Regions from separate parts of the Mus musculus genome. Here region 2 is linked to region 1. Evidence: chromatin loops called from intact Hi-C (ENCODE). Cell type or tissue: left cerebral cortex. All regions are shown on one strand. Links, peaks and the distances in the headings refer to the core of each region. The heading gives the core; the rest is flanking DNA.

Region 1 (8,243 bases), core at 3,167-5,666:
ATGACAGATGTCAACAAGAGCCTGATCACATGGGCCTGATATAGCTGTCTCCTGAGGGACTCTGCCACTGACTGACAAATACAGAAGTGGATGCTCACAATCATCCATTGGATGGAGCACAAGGTCCCCAATGAAGAAGCTTGAGAAAGTACCCAAGGAGCTGAAGGGGTCTGAAGCCCCATAGGAAGAACATCAATATGAACTAACCAGTACCCCAGAGCTCCTTGGAACTAAACCACCAATCAAAGAAAACACATGGTAGAACTTGTGGCTCTAGCTGTATATGTAGCAGATGATTGCCTTGTTGGTCATCAATGGGAGGAGAGGCCCTAAGTCCTGTGAAGTTTCTGTGCCCCAGTATAGGGGAATGCCAGGACCGGGAATGGGATTGGTTGCATTGGGGAGCCCAGGGGATGGGATAGGGAATTTTCAGAGAGGAAACTAGGAAAGGCGATAACATATGAAATGTAAATAAAGAACATATCTAATAAAAAAATATTTAAAAAAAGAAGGAAAATGAACTTTTGAAATGACAGCTAACATTGACTTCTGGCCTGAACATGCCCCCACAAACACACACACTCAAAAAGAAAGAAGCAGATGTAATAGCAGCTCTGGGAATGTTTGAATGGAAAGAAATTAACACAACAGTGGAGAAGGTGGCAAAACAGAGTTGTTGAGGAGCAAATAGGAACAAAACTCAACAATATACACATGTCATACAATTATTACTTTGTATAATTTCTATAGAAAATTAAATGAGCTGGCAAGATGTATCAGTGGGGTAAGACACTTGCCTCCCAGTATGACAGCATGAGTTTGAACCTCAGGACTTCTGAATTTACAAGATTATTTTAAATATTTATTTTATTATTCATTAACAAATTATGCTTATTGCTTGGAGTGAATTAATGTAGCCTTAATTTCGAAGACTTTGGTTTGATTACAGATTTTCAATAACATGAGTCTAGGAAAATTCGTTGGAATTATATAACAAAAAGTAAATCATCAAATTGATTTTCTAATACCAAGTATCACCAAAGTCACATACATACAAACAACACTAAATGTTCTCAGCAAGTTTTATATCTGTACGTGTGTGTGTGTGTGTGTGTGTGTGTGTGTAACATTAATTAAGAAAAATAAGCAATGAATTTGAGAGGGAGGAACACAAGGGAGGCTAGAGGGTGAGAACATAGTGAAAATTCAGTGCACATACATTACATTTTTTAATTATAATAAAAAATAAATTAAAAAAATCACATCACTTCTTTTGTTTTTGTCATATCTCATGCTTTCCCAGATTTGAGTGAATTGTACTTACATAAGAAATCATTGTAATTGTTGCCATATAGCCAAAGTTTCATAATATGACTCAAGCTATTGTAAATTGCCTATAAGTGAAGATGAAAAGAAAGTTTTTTGTGATTGACTAAGCTGAGGAGTCCATGTACCTTCTAATGTTATAAATCAAGTCATCTTGTACAATCACTAACTATTAACTGTTAACAGATGATTTTTCTGTCCTGTAAGAAAGGTTCACCATAGCATCAGTAATAGTGTCAGGCTTTGGAACTTCCCTTTGAGACGGATCCCAAATTGGGCAGGTCACTGGACAACCTTTTCCTCAGTCTCTTTTCCATTTTTTATCTTTGCAGTTCTTTCAGACATGAACAATTCCTGGTCAGGGTTTTTGACTGTGAGAGGCCCAGCAAGCTGCTGACTGAGACAGATACAGGTACTTATATCCAACAAATAGACTGAAGTCAGGCCTCCTGTTATTGAATGAGGAAAAGGCTGGAAGAAGCTGAGGAGGAGAGCAATCCCATAGAAAGACCAGCAGTCTCAACTAACTTGGACCCCTGAGATCTCTGAGGCACTGAGCCAACAAACAGGCAGTATACATGAGCTGATCTGAGGCCCCCAACAAATATACAGCAGAGGACTGACTGCTCTAACCTCATTGGGGGAAGATGCACCTAACCCCCAAGAGACTTGAGGCCCCAGGGACTGGGGAGGCCTGGTGGGGTTGGAGGAACAACTTCTTGGAGAGAGGGAAGAAGGAATGAACTGAAGAACTGTGGGAGGGTGTACCAGGAAGGGGATAATGACTGGACTGTAAAAAAAAATAAAGGTAATTATTTAAAAAGAGAGAGAGAAGTTCACCAATTACAAGATACAAAAGGTAGAGAATTTCTACCACCTTCCACATTACTCGTGGATTCAAAATATTGTTATGTCAGTGGAAATTTGACTGTGACAGCAAGAAGCATTTTCAGAAGCTAAGAAAACTGGGATGAATACATGGAATCCATGAATGCATTTCCAAATTTCTCTGTAATCTGCCACACATGTATTTGGGACTAGCAATCTAAAAGTACCAGAATATGCAACAAGAAATGCTTCTATAGTATAACTTACTTTTATAATTGTAAATGTAAATATATTTAAAATATTTAAAGTTCAATCCTGCTAACAGGATTCTGAATCAGCAGTTATCAGGGAAATGAATAATACATAGAAATTTTAAAGTAAAAACTTATAATACATTTTAATTTACTCTCACTATAATTTCTCCCGACTTTATCCCTCAACACTGAATTCTTTGCAATGTTGGTAAAATATTGATAAGTTTATCAATAAACATAGAAAAGTAAACTTAATAGTATATGGAATGCTGAGAGATTATTTTTAACAATTCAGCCAGAGCCAAGATAAATTGTTTGCAATGATTTTAAGCAATCTTCCTAGAGTCCTCAGCCATATCTTATCTACAAGTATGAAGAAAAAAAAAAGAGAGAAAAACTCAAAAATGTCAACTCAATACGATTCCATAGAACTTTTCTAATGTTAAAATAAAATTTCCACTTTCCAGGGGAATGATAGAATGGGCAGTCCTACAGCTAACCCATAGCTCTGGAGGCAAATTGCTTGCATTTGAACTGTGAGATATCTCCAGTCATTAGTTGGATGATCTTCACTAACTCATAATCATTTCTCTCTTCTCATCTATAGGATAGTACAAATTATCAGAACCATCTTCCATGTGATACATAGCTTTCTCTTATTAGTTCTTCAGTCTCAAAAAATAGTACAAATTAACCAACTATAGGCTCATTTGTACAGCAAAAAGACCAAGCTGGGCATGGTGGCACACGCCTTTAATCCCAGCATGGGAGGCAGAGGCAAACAGATTTCTGAGTTCGAGACCAGCCTGGTCTACAAAGTGGGTTCCAGGACAGCCAGGGATACACAGAGAAAAAAAAAAAACAAAAAACAAACAAACAAAACAACAAAAAAAACATCAATCTCTTTCCTAAATAAATTTTACAAAATGTGCCACAATGGAAGTGACTCATGACACTTTAAAGAAGTATTATCTAAGAAAAAGAACAATACCATGACCAATGTGTTCCCTACTTTCATTTCTCTGGAATGAATACTTCATGGATTTGACTGACAAATACATCTTGTTCCATGAAGTATGCTTGGAAATAAAGGTCACACCCACTAAAGTAAAGAAGCATATAGGACTTGAGTCCCCAACACTGTGATTGTAATTCCAACACAACAAGGACACACACACAAGCATAAAACAAGAAAGGTTCATTTTGTTGTAGATGTTACCTCCCATTATGGCAATACAGGTAGTTTTGCTCCACATTGACACGAATCATAAACCATATGGCCTAAAGGGGCCTTATCAAAGGACAAAGCTAAATCAATTCTTACTATACCCGAACAATATGATTAGAAAGAGAAGAAACAACGTATATCAGCCCACATAGGCTTCTTTCCAGAACTGTCACACCATTTCATCACATTTAGCTAGTTAAAGTAAATCTTAACCCTATTAAATAGTCATGTCTGACATCAAGGCTATAATCCCATCCTTTACCAAGAAGGAAAGGACTCAAAAATATCAAGGACTATTGAGGATGACAAGCTTCTACGATGGAATTCTTATGATTAAGTTCTCTACCTGTTTGGTACACTATTACATGTATTCCTTATAATTAATACAAAACTGAACTATAATCCTTCAGATAGATTTAGTAACAAGGATTTCATGAGATGGGATACATAAAGCGTCTGATGTAGAGCTTGGCACTGGACAAGCATGGGGTGGAAATTCTGATCACTGCACTGTTTCAATCCATTAGAGCACAGTGTTTCTCAGAGGAGAATATCTAAGCTGTGACTAGTAGATACCACTGTAGCTCTATGTATGTGATATCTCTGAAGTCAAAAAAATCATTGTCTAAAAATTAAATGTGAGAACAGTCTAGCCGACAAGCAATACTTGGCAGTGTGAATTTTGGCACGAGTGTGGAGTGTAAGAAAGCCTTCTGCCGCTGCTGTCATCGCTTCCATGTGCCTGTGTCTTAGAAACCTATTTGAGAAGAATATGATGAAGTTCTCTCTTTGCCAGCTGCAGTACCTAAAAGAACTTCTCAGCCTATATCCTAAAAAACAGTCCTTTCTTATTGCAGTCTCAAATTTTCACAAAGACCAGAAAATTGACCACTGCAAAGTGGCCTCACACCTTGTTCAGATAGACAGATATTTTCTTATCATATCTTAAAATAGTGGGAGAAATTGTAAATGCATGATCTTTGGAGAAATGCCTTCAGCCCCAACTTTAAACCCAAGCTGCGGTTTCTAACAGCCTGAACTGACATGGAGAATGTATTATATCAAGCAGGCATTCTGTTGTTTTAGTTTTAGTAATATCATTATTACTTTTCTGTTTTTAATTTTCAATCACTGTTTACTTTTTTAACAATGGAAAATTGTAGGTCTCTTTCTAACAGCCTAAAATACAACAATGTCTATCTACTCTTTATAGGCAAAAAATTAATCTATCCACATCTTTTTATGCATATTATACTGCATATAATGCTGAGAGCTTTGTTTTCCTGCTTATTCCAAATATTTCTGATATGACAACATTTAGGAATATTTCATCTCTCTGTAACACAATCACCTTAGGTAATCTTCAAAGAGACTCATTAAGAAATCTGATAATAAATTGTATTTAATTGAACTTTGAAATAGAATAAGAAAAAAAAAAGCAATCTTCTAGCCCCTTTATTTTGATGGCTTATAATTCATGTTACAAGTTACAAGTATCTTTTCAATATTGGACACAAGCTCACTTCTCTACCTTTACCTAACATCAAATATAGCATCGGTTCTTACTAGTAGAACAGTATGAGAGTTTTAATAGTAAGATTGATCTGTGTGGCATCTCACAGTATAGTCTCTGTTGACAGCATGAGTACTCAAGTTTCTTGACTCAGAATTGCATCAGTGAGCATTGTGAAAAAGTGAGTGACCCTTCCAAGGGGAACATTTCTAACCCTGTCCACCAAATAGACATTCTGAGTTACAAAGCTAGTATGAATCAGATAATACAGGTTACAACGTAAACCAGGACATTGTGAAGTTGTGACCATTGTAGAGGCCCACAGCTTTCAGGCATTGTGGCCTATGTGGAAACTTGGACTTTGGATCTTCAAGGCTATATTTTCTGAGCATATCATAGATGCAAAAAGACACTTCTCTAAGAACAGAAATCTAATGTAGCAAGAAAAACAAAAATGACATGGATAAGAAGTCCTCTCAGAGAAATGTTCTTCAAAAATCCACATAATCTAACTCTATGAAATTGAGAGAAATTTTTTCAATTGACTTATCTCAGAGTAAGATCTCCCATGCTTGTGGATAAGCAGGATTAACATAGTAAAAATGGCCATCTTGCTGAAAGTAATATAAAGATTCAGTGCAATCTCCATCAAAACTGCAACTCAATTCTTCATAGAGTTAGAAAGAACAATTCCCAAATTCATCTGGAATAAAAAAAAAATCTGGTGGAATCACCATCCCTGACCTCAAGCTGTACTACAGAGCAATAGTGAAAAAACTGCATAGTATTGGTACAGTGACAGGCAGGTAGATCAATGGAATAGAACTGAAGACCCAGAAATGAACACACACACACCTACATTTACCTGATCTTTGCAAAGGAGCTAAAACCACCCAGTGGAGAAAAAAAGACAGCATTTTCAACAAACAGAGCTGTTTCAACTAGTGTTTAGCATGCAGAAGACTGAAAATCAGTCTTATCTTCTTGTACAAAGGTCAAGTCCAAGTGGATCAAGGACCTCCACATAAAACCAGATACACTGAAACTAACAGAAAAGAAAGTGGTTAAAGAGCCTCAAGCAGAGGGCACAGGGGAAATTTTCCTGAACAGAACACCAGTAGCCTAGGCTCTAAGATCAAGAATTGACAAATGGGACCTTATAAAATTACAAAGCTTCTGTAAGACAAAGGATACTGTCAATAGAACAAAATGGCAAACAACAAATTGGGAAAAGATCTTTACCAATACTAAATCTGATCGAGGGTTAATATCAAATATATGCAAAGAACTCAACAAGTTAGACTCCAGAGAACCAAATAACCCTATTTAAATTTATTTATTTATTTATTATATGTAAGTACACTATAGCTGTCTTCAGACACTCCAGAAAAGGGAGTCAGATCTCATTACGGATGTTTGTGAGCCACCATGTGATTGCTGGGATTTGAACTCCGGACCTTTGGAAGAGCAGTCGGGTGCTCTTACCCACTGAGCCATCTCACCAGCCCTTAACCCTATTTAAAAATGGGGTACAGAGCTAAACAAAGAATTCTCAACTGAGGAATACTGAATGACTGAGAAGCACCTAAAGAAATGTTCAGCATCCTTAGTCATCAGGGAAATGCAAGTCAAAATGACCGTGAGATTCCACCTCACATCAGTCAGAATGGCTAAGATCAAAAGCTTAGGTAACAGCAGATGCTGGTGAGGATGTGGAGAAAGAGGAACACTCCTACTTTGCTGGTGGGACTGCAAGCTGGAACAACCACTCTGGAAAACAGTTTGGTACTTCCTCAGAAAATCAGACATAGTACTACCTAAGGACCTACTAACACCACTCCTGGGAATATACCCAGCAGATGCTCTAATATGTAATAAGGACACATGCTACACTATGTTCGTAGCAGCTTTATTTATAATAGCCAGGAGCTGAAAAGAAGCCAGATGTCCCTCAACAGAGGAATGGATATAGAAAATGTGGTACATTCACACAGTGGAATGCTACTCAGCTATCAAAAACAATGAATTCATGAATTCTCAGGCAAATGGATGGAACTAGAAAATATCATCTTGAGTGAAGTAACTTAATCACAAAAGAACACACATGGTATACACTCACTGATTAGTGAGTAGTAGCCCAGAAGCTCAGAATACTCAAGATACAATTCATAGACCAAATGAAGTTCAAGAAGAAGGAAGGCCAAAATATTGATACTTCAGTCCTTCTTAGAAAGGGAACAGCTTTTCTTTCTGTTTTTAATAACATAGTTTTAAATTTAAGTGTGTGTGTGTGTGTGTGTGTGTGTGTGTGTGTGTGTGTGTGCATATGTGTGTGTGAGCCCACACGCGCACATGCATGTGTGTTGTGCTGTATTGTGTTGTGCAGGTGCCTCGGGAGAACACAAGAGAGCATTATATGTCCCTGCAACTACACTTGCAATTCACAGCTGTCTGGTACAGGTGACGAGAACTTAAGTAGGCTCCTCTATGAGAGGAGTAACTACTGGACCACCTGTCCAACCCTAGGCATTTCTTTCTTAACTTGAGTTCATGCTAGATTTGCTCTCCAACTGTAATTTTCTAAGAATTCTGAATTTATTTACTTCATTTTCACAATGGAGAGTAGGAGACTAAATGGGAAGGTAGAAGAGGAGAAGTTGTTTAGGTTCACTTTAGAGCACTTTTCTCAGTATCTGATATTTAGTGTTTCAGTCATTATATCAAAATTTGTAAAACCAAATTCTCTTCTTAAGTATGTAGAAACCTTAGGGTCAGAAACAGTTTACTGTTAAAGAGAAAGGCTTATAAGTTTGGGGACAACAATCGAGATTTTTCTGGCAGGAGGTTATGGAGTCTATAAGAAAGTTAGAAATGGTTCTTAATGCTCCGAAGGCAATACAAAAAACTGGGAGGAAAAACTATTGCCTTCAAGCTATACTTAGAGTCTTCTCCAAACACAGTCACATGAATAAAACATTGCTCAAAACTCTGAGAAGTCAAATGCGGCCAATAACCACCACCTCCCCACAGAGGATGGCAGACCATCAACATATACCTACTTTATCACTGGTCATCTTATTTTTAAAATAATGAT
Region 2 (8,243 bases), core at 2,043-4,542, 150 kb after region 1:
TCCCCAGACCCAAACTGCAAAGTATTAATAAAATATCAAACTATAAAAATCAAATGTATTAAGGAAGGCTACTAATTTTTTTGTGCTAATTTTTATAACTAGCTACTTTGCTGAAGTTTTTAATTAGCTTAGAAGTTCTCTGGTAGAATTTTTTAGGTTGCTTATGTGTACTGTCATATCATCCACACATAGCGATGCTTTGATTTCTTCTTTTCCAATTTCTATTCCCTTGATCTCCTTTTGTTGTCTTATTGCTCTAGCTCGAATTTTGAGTACTACTTTGAATAGATAAGGGGAAAGTGATCATCTTTTCCCAGATTTTAGTGGGATTGCTTCAAGTATCTCTCCATTTAATTTGATACTGGCTGTTGGCTTGCTGTATGTGGGTTTTCTTATGTTTAGGTATGGGCCTTGAATTGCTGATATCTCTAATACTTTTTACGTGAAAGGTTGTTGTGTTTTGTCAAATGCTTATTAAGATTCTAATGAGATAATGTGATTCTTTGAGCTTTTTTATATAGTATATAACATTAATGGATACTTATATATGAACCATCTATGTATTGCTGGGATGAAGTCTACTTGATCATGGTGGATGATGGTTTTGATATGTTCTTGGATTTGGTTTGCTATGATTTTATTGATTATTTACTTTCACATCAATATTCATAAGGGGAATTGGTCTGAAGTTCTCTTTCTTTGTTGGGTCTTTGTGTGGTTTAGGTACCAGAGTAACTGTGGCTTCATAGAATGAATTAGGTCGTGTTCCTTCAGTTTCTATTGTATAGAATAGTTTGAGACACAGCTGACTGAAACAGATGCTGATACTTACACCTAACCATTTGACTGTTGTCAGGGGCCCCTATAGGAATTAGGGGAAGGATGGAAGAAGTTGAAGAGGAGGTCAACTCCATAAGTAGATCAGCACTCTCAACCAACCTCAGCTCCTGGGAACACCCAGATACTGATCCACCAACCAGACAATACACAGAAGCTGGTCTGAGGCCCCTGACATATATAACAGAGGTCTGCCTGGTCTGACCTCAGTGGAAGAAGATGTGCCTAATCCTCAAGAGACTTGAGGCCTCAGGACAGGGATAGGGCTGGTGGGGACAGGAAGAATCCTCTCAGAGATGGGGAAAGGAAGGATACAATGCAGAACTGTGGGTGGGAGACTTGGAAGGAGGCAACAGCTGAATTTTTAATAACAATAATAATAATAGTTAGATATTATCTTCTATAATAAAAATAATATTTCTATTTGGGGGATGATTTATATATCCAATTCTGTAAAATCATTAGATACCATTCATTATTAGGAATTTTAGTAGATATCTAGAAATCACTGTTCTCATTAGAAATTTGATAATTTTAATCAAATTTGCTCAGTTGTTTGCTTTTGCCAAGTTTACAACACTGAGGATTAGAATACCTACTACAAGTCTTCCTCATAAGCATGACAAAATATACAGTGGACTACAAAATATTCTAAAATTTTAGTGAGGTATAGCCACTTTTTGTAAAACTTGTAATTCTTAAAGAGTAAAATATTCTAGTACAAAATTTGTCAATGCAATTATGTGCGTATACATGTATTTTAGGCTGAGTTATGTCATTCATTGTCTAAATACCTAATAAAGCACACTCAAGTACCTAACTGAATGTATGAACATATAAGTGGTCCATGAAACTTGGAGAAAACAAGCCCTTTGCCAGAGACTAAAAGTTAACATTATAAAGAAATAAATGTGTAACTCCTAGATGTTGATAAATTTGGATGCTAAAAATATGAACTATGAGAAAGACAGGTGCATATAACAAGTTGGATCTCTGAAGTAAAAGAACTTTGGAATGCTTGGGACTCTAGGGAATACTGCTACAGGGTGCCACCATAAATTATATCAGAATATTTAAAGCTTTCATTTCCTAATTTAAGAACAAGAGCTGACTCTAAACATCATGGAACTGGAAACAACAATTTAAACTATTGCTTAGAACATCCAATCCTATCAGCCAATGTTTGATCATTTGGCAAATATATTATGGGCAATCTGGTACAAGAATATAAGCCCATCCCAGAAACCAAGGACAGAGAAAGGATATAGCTTTGCAAATTTCCTTTAGGTGTGGAACAATCAAAACAACAGTCTGAAGGAATCATGTCCTTGACTATTCCAAAACATACATCACAATACCTTCTGATATAAGACTACATTTCTAAATGAGCAAGCATTACTGTTAATATAACTTTCATTTATATTCTCAGAGTGATGTAGTTTATACCATTCAACATATATATAATCTGTTTTAGTGTCAGAAAAGTAAATCTAAAAACTCTGGTTGCAACAACAAGCACCCAAGAACTATGGATGCATTCTTGATTCCTCTCTACTCTCTATGTCAACATAAGACCTGTCAGTTACTTGATAGTAGTGTAGATCCTGTGCTCTTTGTTAAATTGCTACTATCAACAGCCCTCTTAGACTCACCAAACTCCTTAACATAGACTGACATGAAAGACATCTCCATATATTCTCTTTTTGTTCTGACTTTCATTTGTTTCTAATCATAAACTTCTGTTCCTCAAAGCCTATTTATGGACTCCCATCATTCTGATGATAAAAGCCAAAATCTTGTGTCACTACATGATTTAGGCACTGCCTTCCATATTAGTATTTAGGAATATTTACAGACCAGAAATGTGGATAAATCTTATTTTGTCATACTCTTACAATCACTTGTATTTGTTCTTTATGATCACATCATACTAATAATTAGCCATTTATAGAAAGTGATCTTTTTTTATTACTTCATCAACATCTGTCTCCTTGCAAAATTGCAGGGTGCTCATAACCCTGATATCTGTGTGCACTTACTATTAACTGTATCCACTTTGCGTGGCAATGCTTAGACTTTTGAGGCAGAAGAAACAATATTTAGTATACAAATAAAAGAGAAATTGTTTGAATATTCATGAATACACCTAAGAAGTTATTACAATGAAGATTTGCTCCCACGTGATGTACTTTGTACCAGAAAAAAAAGTTGTATTACGATTTAGACTCCTTTAGATCTCAAATCCTTTCTAGGAAAGTTCATTTGAATATTCACACCTTCTCTTGCCAACATGTTTCAAATCACACACTAAGAAAATTCTGTGAACAGCTGGGTAGCATATATCATATTTCTTTCTTTTGCTTTCTTTATTTTTTCTGTTGCATAAAAAACTGGTAAAGATACAGCCCTGAAGTTCAGACCTGTGCACTCCTGCTTAAAGAGAAGATCAAATCTTATTTTTATTGAATTGGCTGGAAATAAACCAGTAAATAATGAATTCTAGAAAAATCATCTTAGTAATGATTAGATGTGGCTGGAGAAGTAACACCACTATGGTAGAGTGATTGCCTAAAATGCATACTGCCTTGGAGTCAGTGCCCAACACCACACACACACACACACACACACACACACACACAGAGGGGGGAGAGGGGGGCGCAGGTCCTAGACCATTATTTATGAAGCAAGCCAAAGCTGATAAAAAGTCATTCAACTTGGTGAAATCTGACAACCATTTCATAAAGTGAAGTTTGCATACTAAAGAAAATAAAAGGTCATATGCTTTCAAATGCAAACATTATGCTTTCAGTCTAACATTAATCATGCTAAGTTAAGAGAGTAAAAAAGCAAAAATACTAGCAGTAAAATCTTACCATTATATTCAATTACAAATAACAGGAAATCAAAACAATAAATTATTTTAGGGAATATTTAAAGACTATACAGTAATTAACAGTTAAGCAAGTGGGTACCATTTTAATGGCAGTATTTGAACAGATACAAAAAAGTCCATCTGAGTAAAGTATGATTCTTACTCCATAGATTATATAGCATAAAAATACAAGCTGCTTATGTAATAATATACATAAGGAATCATCATGAACTAAGAAAGCATGTATTTCTAGGACTTCCATAGGCAAGGACCACAAGCTGGGAGGAATATACAGCAGAAAAAAATGTTTCTGGAGTTATAAAGACTAAAATATCGTGACAAAATGAAGGCTTATTCTGATAGTGTCTCTTAGTTTATTGATGGATGTCTTCTTTTAATAATTATGATTATCCCTTCAATAGTTTTCTTATATATATATATATGTATATATATATATATATACATATATATATATATATGAGAAATATATTTATATAATATATATAATCATGTAGTCAACTATGCTTTAAGATTATTACTACAAATAGAGAAAATAAAATATACATTTCTTAAGTTTTAAACTGCATGTCAATTTAAATACCACAAGGAAATCTCATGTCATATTACCATATTAGTCCGTCTCAACCAGGATATAGTCTTTTGGTCCAGTGTATCCATGGAGTATGTTACTTGCCTAGTAGTATCTCAGTAGCCATCTTAGTTATGAGATCAGGTGTTAAGATATCTCTGTTTTAGTAAAATGAACTCTCTGCAACAGCCTAACAACTGCATTATTTATATCATTCACTTTGCTTCTTCCCATCACTTAGGAATTCTAGAAACTTATTCTATTACAGAAAAATAAGAGTAGTCATAATAAGATATTTTGAGAATGTTAGAGACAGAGACCAAATTCACATCTTCTATTACACTATTCATATGTCTATTTTATCATTATTACTCTTTTAACATGCCATATTTAAAATTCAACATCACCATAAAGTACATAGCTATAGGAACAAATATCACACATAGGTCTTCAATATTAGCTATATTCACTAGAATTCTGCAACTTCTGGATATAACTAGCTATCTTTGAATCCCTGCCTTGTGGATATCTGGTTAACTACTGTACCTTTTGCATATTACTCTAGGTCAACAAGGCACAGCGTTAGGTAACTATAACCCCAACATTAGGAATTGATACAAAAGCATCACCAATAGTTTACTGACAGACTAGGCTATAGACATAGATCCTATCTTATAATGGAAAACAACAACAACAACAACAAACCAAGCAGGCATTTTCTCCAAATGGAATCATATTTTTAGTTCTTAAGAGTTTGGGTTTTGTAGAGCCAACTCAGCCCAAGTTAATGTGAAAGTGTAGAGAAAGGAAGTAGATATACTACAGTTTCCTCCTACTTCCTACTTTTAAAATTGAGTTCTATTCAAACATTACAAAAATTTGTCCATACATTATACAGTATTATTTCATGAGAATGTTTATGTTGCTGTAGTTGGTTAATTTTCTATTCACCCTGGTGGCAGCAGTGCAAGTTCCTTACTGCTATCTCCAGTTTTCTTGATTCTTGAATAAAAGACAGACAGACAGACAGACAGACAGACAGACAGACACACACACACACACACACACACACACACACACACACACAAGGTCTTATATTTGATATGCCCTAATCAGCTCAATAGCAAGGCCACTCTAAACATCGATTTTGTTAACACTTCCCTTCCAATACTTCTGAATTATTACTTACTAAAATCTACATTCCATCTTTGCTACCCTAGACCCAGTGTGGGAGAAGAGGGGCTGCTTTTCCCACCTGCCTCTCTTCCAGCAGTTCTCAAATCTGGATCTTATTCTATTCATGGCAAGGTGATTCTGCACTTTCTTTGGTCCCTTTGACTGAAAATCCTAAAGTCCTGCCTGCTTCTGTCTCCCTGCCCAGACATTGGCTTCCAGCAACTTTATTTATCAATCAGAACCAGCTGGGGATAGGGACCCTCAGCATCTCACATGTAAGATTCTCATGCAATTTTGGAAACTCATAATGTAAGCATTAGACCAAATCCGCAACATGTTTAAGATTAAATCTGTGAATATTTTTTCTAAAAGAGGATCTTGTGTGTGTGTTTTTACCTTTTATTTTATTCTAGTCATTTTGAACAATATTTGAAGTTTTTCTCGGAACTCTCTATGTCTGACATTAGTAAAAAATGGTAAAAATAGATAAGATAATTGAAAAGTCTTGAGTCTATGATTCTTGAATCAATATTGTCTTTGGGGTACCTCAAAGAGCTTTCATTGGCAAGGCTTAGTTTTCTTTAAGGCCACTGAGAGTTTGACCATGCTCCACTGAATATATGGACAACACAAGTGTTAGATTTTCTTCTTCTTCTTCTTCTTCTTCTTCTTCTTCTTCTTCTTCTTCTTCTTCTTCTTCTTCTTCTTCTTCTTCTTCTTCTTCTTCCTCCTCCTCCTCCTCCTCCTCCTCTTCCTCCTCTTCTTCTTCCTTTACTTCTTTAATTTGGGGGACTAGATGTCATGGAGGTTGACCAGTACAGAACATGAGTGTAATCTGGATTTATGATACAAAATTTCAAACTAATCAAAAAAATATTAGATTAGAGACAAGAAAAAAGAAGTACATCTTTTGCCCCATTGCAATAAAACCTAATATGCCCCCAGGCTAAGTATCAGTTGCAGAATGCTGTTACCCAAACTTCAAATTTAATGGAATGGTCTTAAGGCAGTGAAGAGAATTAGGATCTCAATATCTGAGCTACTTCAACTTCACAGCATAAAGTCACTGAGAAAGAAATCATTTTTTACTTTCCTTTGTTGTGAACTTTACTTTCACTTTCTTATATTTTTAGCAGAAAAGAAATGTAAGCTCAAATTTACAGACTTTTTTAAACATTCGTTTATGACACTCAACAGACTTTAGAAAATGATGAAAAAAATTAAATTTAACTCTTGTGAAGGTTAAATGGTGGTGTGTCTATTTAGGTACTGTCTTTTTAAATTTAAGTTTGTTTGTTTTGTAATTTTATGCATAACTACTATATTTATACAATTAAGTCTTGTCCCTGTTTCTTCTCAAATTCCTCCCATGTTCCTCCCCTCTTCTCAAATTCATGACGTCTTTAATTATACACACATCCATAAAAACACACACGCGTGTACACACACACATAAATGTATATGAATACAACCTGTTAAGTCCACTTAATGTTGATATATATATATATATATATATATATATATATATATATATATATATGGTTAGGTCTGATGACTTGGGCTTGCATAACCTATGAGGCTCATTCCTAAAGAAGCCTGATCCTCTCTCAGCAGCCAGTAATATCCTGCAGCTCTTCACCTATAAATGGGGTCTTGGAATATGCTCTCTATTCAGATTAGAATGGCTACTAGTCACTGTGATATTCTTTTCTAGGCAGTCATATGTTGGTATTTTATGAGTATGGATTCTTTATTACACAGAATAAACTGTATGACAGTACACATCTTGGTCCATTGGCTCTTATAATCTTTCTGGACCCACATTTACTGTTACCTGAGCCATAGATAAAGGGATTTCAGTGTCTCCATCTACACCAAAAAAGAAGATTCTTTGACAGGGGTGAGAGCTTTACTTATCTGTACTCACAAAGACTGTCATTTAGAATGCACTCGGATACTAGTTTAGGAAAGTGACTGTAGTATGTCCTCCTCTAAGGTCATGTCCTCGATGCCACAGGTAGTTGACTAAGTTTGTAGTATCAAGCATTGACTTCTTCCTGTTGAGTGGGCAATACAATACATACAGTTCTTTTCAACTATGGAAAAGTGAAATTTGCAAGAAAATGGGTAGCATTAGAAAAGTTTCACCCAGTACCAATGCCAGATACCACAGGTATCATCAATTGTGCATACCAGCTCTGGATCTTTAGATGTGAGTATATAATCAGGAATAACCAGAAAAATCAGGAAAGGAAGATCTAGAAGAGAGCAAGAAGGCATTCACAGAGCAATATAATAGAATGCAGATACTATGAAAGGGGAAATGTGAAAATGGGAGAAGGCAAAACTTTAACTAAGGAAGGGGGGAGAGGGTAAAATGGAAAGGGAGGAGGGATAAACTAACAAACTACGTTTAAAACAGTATTATGATCTTGGGTCCCAGATGCCTCAGAGACTAGTCTGCACAGGTAAGAGTGCAGACTACAGAAGCAACACAGCTTCTGGGACAGGCAGAAGCTACACAGCCTCTGGGAAAAGACCCTGTTTCCAGCTCCAGACATCTGGACACGGTTTTCACCTTTCCATGTCCACGGGAGGACTCTTTCAGAGCAGGTGAGGGAGTCATCTTGGGTCCCGGGTACCTCAGAGACCAGTCTGCGGCAGGTCAGCTCACAGACTAAGAAGGGTGAGTGAGAAGACTGCAGAAGCAAAACAGCTTCTGAGACAGGCAGAAGCAACACAGCTTCTGGGACAGACACCATTTCAGAC

Evidence for each region. A loop is a pair of places that touch in the nucleus more often than their neighbours do. Peaks named below come from ENCODE experiments on the same cell type or tissue, not always from the same donor. Only the 100,000 strongest peaks of a DNase experiment are listed, where the experiment ranks them.
Region 2: a loop joins it to region 1, with 2.1 times the contacts of the local background. A loop is called at or near these places in 2 of 42 quality-filtered maps.

The regions. Positions count from the first base shown.
Region 1 is chr4:16,848,968-16,857,210 of GRCm38, reverse strand. No RefSeq gene overlaps it. Among named protein-coding and RNA genes, the nearest start is that of Gm23975, 8.7 kb to the left of the region's middle. In left cerebral cortex, for the core only: no CTCF peak of the experiment used is centred there; a DNase peak (open chromatin) is centred at 4,329; H3K27ac peaks cover 1,694 bases.
Region 2 is chr4:16,695,237-16,703,479 of GRCm38, reverse strand. No RefSeq gene overlaps it. Among named protein-coding and RNA genes, the nearest start is that of Gm24978, 23 kb to the right of the region's middle. In left cerebral cortex, for the core only: no CTCF peak of the experiment used is centred there; a DNase peak (open chromatin) is centred at 3,104; H3K27ac peaks cover 659 bases.